Linked DNA regions of Homo sapiens: region 1 is linked to region 2. Evidence: read pairs that join two places in POLR2A ChIA-PET (ENCODE). Cell type or tissue: B cell. All regions are shown on one strand. Links, peaks and the distances in the headings refer to the core of each region. The heading gives the core; the rest is flanking DNA.

Evidence for each region. ChIA-PET counts read pairs that join two places held together with the same protein. Peaks named below come from ENCODE experiments on the same cell type or tissue, not always from the same donor. Only the 100,000 strongest peaks of a DNase experiment are listed, where the experiment ranks them.
Region 1: POLR2A ChIA-PET joins it to region 2 with 6 read pairs; 5 of 35 experiments call an interaction of 5 or more read pairs at or near these places.

What each region holds. Positions count from the first base shown.
Region 1 is chr3:195,531,743-195,534,656 of GRCh38, reverse strand. The region is part of intron 1 of PPP1R2 (protein phosphatase 1 regulatory inhibitor subunit 2); the gene reads left to right. Among named protein-coding and RNA genes, the nearest start is that of PPP1R2, 10 kb to the left of the region's middle. In B cell, for the core only: no CTCF peak of the experiment used is centred there; no DNase peak of the experiment used is centred there; H3K27ac peaks cover 167 bases.
Region 2 is chr3:195,407,344-195,410,257 of GRCh38, reverse strand. All of the region lies in intron 1 of ACAP2 (ArfGAP with coiled-coil, ankyrin repeat and PH domains 2), which reads left to right. Among named protein-coding and RNA genes, the nearest start is that of ACAP2, 34 kb to the left of the region's middle. In B cell, for the core only: no CTCF peak of the experiment used is centred there; no DNase peak of the experiment used is centred there; H3K27ac peaks cover 449 bases.

The DNA of each region.
Region 1 (2,914 bases), core at 162-2,661, 120 kb before region 2:
CAGAACATGGACGGAACCAGGAGGGTTCTCGTTGTCCAGACCTTCTACAACCACAAGACTGGCAGCTGGTGTTTATCTTTTCCCTTCAAGGCTCCGGGGTTAGCAGCTTTATAGTTAAGGACAGTTCTGATCATAAACCCTACTGCATTGGCACAAGACAGTAGAGTTAGCCTGTCCCTTCCTGCCTTAAATCCTGATGCTTGCTTCTCTTTTCTTATAAATAAATGTCCTTTGTGGCATTTTTTTCCCCAGAATCAGGCACTTTTATTCTCATTAAAAACCTGTACAGGCAGATCAGATGTCCTTTCTCCTTAATAATTTTTTCTTTTTCTGGACAGTCTCACTTTGCCACCCAGGCTGGATTACAGTGGCTCGATTGCAGATGGCTCACTGCAGCCTTGACCTCCTGGGCTCAGGTGATCCTCCCACTTCAGGCCACCCCCAAGTAGCTGGGACTGCAGGTGTGTGTGTGCCATCATGCCTGGCTAATTTTAAAAATTTTTTGTAGAGATAGTGTCTCACTATGGTTGCCCAAGCTGTTCTCAAACTCCTGGGCTCAAGAGATCCTCCTGCCTCAGCCTCCCAAAGTGTGGGATTACAGGTGTGAGCCATTGCACCTGGCCCTTTCTCATTAGTGATTTTCTTAATGGCCTCTGGGAACTCGTCTGCAGCCTGTTGGTTGGCAGAAGCTGCTTCTCTGTTATCTTGTAATTTTAAAGCCAAACCTCTTTCTAAAATTATCAAACCATTGTTTGCTCGCATTAAATTCTCCAACTTTAGATTCTTCACCTTCTTTTTGCTTTAAGTTATCATATAGTGACATCATTTTTTCTCAAATCATATTAGAGTCTATAGTCTTGTACAATCCTGCACTCACATAAAAGATGCATCGGCAATACAAAAGGCACTTCACAAAATATGCAAGGTTTTCATGCTGGTATCGCTACTGCAGTGACAGCTTTGTGAATTTCCTTTTATTTGATTTTATTTTTACAATGGTCTTTATGGTGGATTCATGTTTAAATGATGGGCAGCCGCAGTTGCAGAGCTCCATCTAAGGTACTCATCAAGCGTTCTACTTTTTCTTGTAATGTCACAACTTTGCTTCTTGGGAATGCTTCCAGCATCTCTAGTGGCATTTTGTATGACTCCCATGGTGTTACTCAAGGTTTACAATATTGCACTAAATAGGATAAAAAATACTCAAAAACCAAGACAGATCACTTTTTATTGCAACAGGCAATTTACTGGAGCAACAAACTACTCACACTGAAACAACTAGCATCATAGAGCTTTTTTTTTTTTTTTTCCTGAGGCAGAGTCTTACTCTGTTGCCCAGGCTGGAGTGCAGTGGCATGATCTCTGCTCACTGCAACCCCTGCCTCCCGGGTTCAAGTGATTCTTCTGCATCAGCCTCCTGAGTAGCTAGGACTACAAGCGCAAGCCACCATGCCTAATTTTTTTGTATTTTTGGTAGAGACGGGGTTTCACCATGTTGGCTAGGCTGGTCTCGAGCGCCTAACCTCAAGTGATCCACCTGCCTCAGCCTCCCAAAGTGCTGGGATTACAGACGTGCCTGGCCGCATCATAGAGCATTTTAAGCAAACTTGCAACACTTGAGGAGACTGCAGTAGCAACAAGAGATAGCTGTGAAACTGTGACATAGAATAGTATGTACTGTAGTTAATTTTATGCAGTTATGATCCAACTGCAGATCCAACACCATGTGTTGTATGTGCATGTTTTGATAAATTTTAACGTTACATTTTAACTAGGCTTGTGAATATTTTATGGTAGTAAATGATAAAGTAGACTATTCTCTATGTATAATGCACTTATGACATAACTAACTTTTAAGGTTTTTTTAAATATTTCTGGGCTATGTGGTTTATCTGAGTTTCTTCAAATTGTCACAAGCCTCCAAAAAAATTTCCAGTAGATTTGTTGAAAAAAAATCCGCATATAAGTGGACCCACACAGTTCAAACTCATAATATTCAAGGGTCAACTATAAATAGAGTCCAAGAGAAGATTTTTTTTTGGCTTCTCTATAGTAAAGGGTAACTGAAACTTGAACCTTCAGTGTCTGTCTCCCGGTTAAATTTGTTTTTTGTTTTCTGCCACAAGCTCAACTATGTGACAGGCAGAAGCCTAGGCATCTGAAGACATCGGTATTGTTAAAGCAAGCTCTGTTTACCCAGTCTAGTTCAGTCCCAGAAGAGTGTGATGAGTTCCCTTAAAAATTACACAGTCCCACTCCTGGCAGGTGACTTTTTTCAAATACTAAGGACATATTAATTTGATTATGGCCAGGTGTGGTGGCTCATACCTGTAATTCCAGTACTTTGGGAGGCTGAGGCAGGGGAATTGCTTGAGGCCAGGAGTTTGATACCAGCCTGACAACATAGCAAGACTCCACCTGTAAAAAAAAAAAAAAAAAAAGAAAAAGAAAAAGAAAAATTAGCTGGGCATGGTGGTGCGTACCTGTGGTCCCACCTAGTCAGGAGGCTGAGGCAGGAGGATCACTTGAGTCCAGGAGTTCGAGACTGCAGTGAACTATGATCATGCCACTTTACTCTAGCCTGGGGTGACAGAGACCCAGTCTCTTAAAAAAAGAGAGACATTCTGACACATGCTACAATATGAATGAACCTTGAAGACATTATGCTTAGTGAGATACGCCAGTCACAAAAGGACAAATACTTCATGATTTCGCTTCTGCGAGGTACCTAGAGTGGTCACATTTCTAGAGATAGAAGTAGAATGGTGGTTGCCAGGTCTAGGGGCTGGGGAGAGTGGGGAGTTAGTACTTAATGAGTACAGTTTCAGTTGGGGAAGATGAAAAAGTTCTGGAGATGAATGGTGGTGATGCTTGCACAATGATGTGATGTTCTTAATGCCATAGAATTGTACAC
Region 2 (2,914 bases), core at 245-2,744:
TGTATGTGGTGTTAGGTAAGGGTCTTCATTCTTTTGCATGTGGATATCCAGTTTTACAAGCACCATTTGTTGAAAGGACTGACTTTTCCCCATTGCATTGTAGTGATACTCTTGACAAAAATCATTTGAATATATATATGAGGGTTAATTCTGGACTGTGTTCTATTCTGGAGGTCTATATGGCTGTCTTTATGACAGTATTCGTCTGTTTGATTACTGTGGCTTTGTGGTAAGTTTTGAAATCAGAAAGTGTGAATCCTCCAGTTTTGCTTTTCTTTTTCAGGATTGTTTTGGCTATCCATTGTCCCTTGAGATTTCATATGAATTTTAGGATAGGTTTTTCTATTTCTGTTTTTTTTTTTTTTTTTTTTTTTTTTTGAGATGGAGTCTCACTCACTCTGTTACCCAGGCTGGAGTGCAGTGGCGCAATCTTGGTTCACTGCAACATCTGCCTCCCAGGTTCAAGCAATTCTCTTGCCTCAGCCTCCCGAGTAGCTGGGATTATAGGTGCCTGCCACCACACCCAGCTAATTTTTGTATTTTTTGTAAAGATGGGGTTTCACCATGTTGGCCAGGCTGGTCTTGAACTCCTGACCTCAAGTGATCCTCCCACCTCAGCCTCCCAGGGTGCTGAGATTACAGGCGTGAGCCACTGTGCCCAGCCAGGTTTTTCTATTTCTACAAAAAACATCATTGTGATTTTGACAAGAATTGCATTAAATCTGTAGAAGGCTTTGGGTAATTGACATCTTAACAATATTAAGTCTTCCAATTCATTAACATGGGATATGTTTCCATTTGTTTATTTCTTTTGTACTTTTTTTTTTCCCCCAGGAATGCCTTATAGTTTCTATTGTACAAGCCTTTCAACTTACTGGTTAAGTGATTTTCTAAGTGTTTTGACTATTTTGATGCTATTATAAATGGCATTGTTTTCTTAATTTCCTTTTCAGATTGTACATTCTTAATGTGTATAGAAATGCAACTGATTTTTGTATGTTGACTATATCCTGCTACTTTGAGGAATTCATTTATTCTAACAGGTTCCTTTGTGGAATCTTTAGGGTTTTCTACATACAAAATAAGGTCATATTGTCTGTAAACAGAAATACTTTTACTTCTTCCTTTTCAATTTGATTCCTTTTTTTTTTTTCTTTTTCTTGCCTAGCGACTCTGACTGGGACTTCCAGTGCTATGTTGAATAGAAGTGTTGAAAGCAGCATCCTTGCCTTGTTTCTAATCCTACAGGGAAGCTTTCAGTAGAGTATGATGTTCACTGTGGTTTTTTGGTATATGGCTTTTATTATGTTGAAGTAGTTTCCTTTTATTCCTTTTTGTTAAGTGTTTTTATCATGAAAAAAAGAATTTTGTCAGTATGATTTTTATGCATCAATGGAGATGATCATGGATTTTTTTCCCTTCATTCTGTTGATGTGGTATAGTACATTGTTTTTTCTTCATATGTTGAATTATTCTTGCATTCCAGGAATAAATTCTACTAGGTCATGGTGTATAATCCTTTTACTATGCTGTAGAATTCAGTTTGCTAGTCTTCTGTTGAGAATTTTTGCATCAGTGTTCATAAGGGATATTGTTCCATAGTTTTCTTTTCCAGTAGTGTCTGGCTTTGGTATCAGGGTAATGCTGGCATCATAAAATGAGTTTGGAAGTTTTCTTCCTCTTCACTTTTTTGGAAAAGTCTGAGAAGGGTTGGTGTAAGTTCGTCTTTAAATGCTTGGTAGAATTTGCCAGTGAAGCCATTAGGTCTAGGACTTAATTTTTTTTTCTTTTTTTGAGACAGGATCTCACTCTGTCACCCAGGCTGGAGTCCAGTGGCATAATCTCTACTCACTGCAACTTCTGCTTTTCGGGCTCAAGTGATTTTTGTGCCTCAGCCTCCCGTGTAGCTGTGACTACAGGTGTGAGCCACCAATGCCCGGCTAATTTTTGTACCTCCTGTAGAGACAGGGTTTCGCCGTGTTGCCCAGACTGGTCTGGAACTTCTGAGCTGAAAGCAGACCGCCTGCCTTGGGCTCCCAAAGTGCTGGGATTACAGGCATGAGCCACTATGCCTGGCCTGTTTTGGAGATTTTCGATGACAGATTCAATCTTTTTACTAGTTATAAGTCTATTCAGATTTTCTCTTTCTTTATGAGAAAAGACTAAAGTCTTGATAAGTTGTGTTTCTAGGAATTTTGCATTTCACCTAGCTTGTCCGGTTTGTTGGCATATACTTGCTCATAGTACTCTCTTATAATCTTATTTCTCTGGAATTGGTAATAATGTCCCCATTTTCACTTCTGACTTTAGTAATTTGAGTCTTCTTTTTAAAAAAAATTCTGTAGAGCTAAAGGTTTGTCATTTTGTTGGTATTTCAAAGAACGAGTTTTTGGTTTCATTGACTTTTCTCTGTCGTTTTTCTACTTTCTGTTTCTTTTATATTTGCTGTAATCTTTCTTTCCACCTGCTAGCTTTGGTTTTGGTTTCATCTTCTCTTTCTGGTTCCTTAAGTCATAAAGTTAGGTTATTGATCTCTGAGATCTATCTTTCTTTTTTCTTTTGAGACGGAGTCTTACTCTGTTGCCCAGGCAGGAGTGCAGTGGCATCATCTCATCTCACTGCAATGTCTACCTTCAGGCTCCAGTGATCCAGCCTCCCAGGTAGCTGGGGCTATAGGCATGCACCACCATGCCCGGCTAATTTTTGTATTTTTTGTAGAGATTGGGTTCTGTCATGTTGCCCAGGCTTGTCTCAAACTTCTGAGCTTAAGTGATCTGCTTGCCTTGGCTCCTCAAAGTGTTGGGACTACAGGTGTGAGCCACTGTGCCCAGGACTTTCTTGTTTTTTAATGTGAGCATTTATAACTATATTTTTAATGTATTTTTTCCTTTTTTTAATTTAAAAAATAACTCAA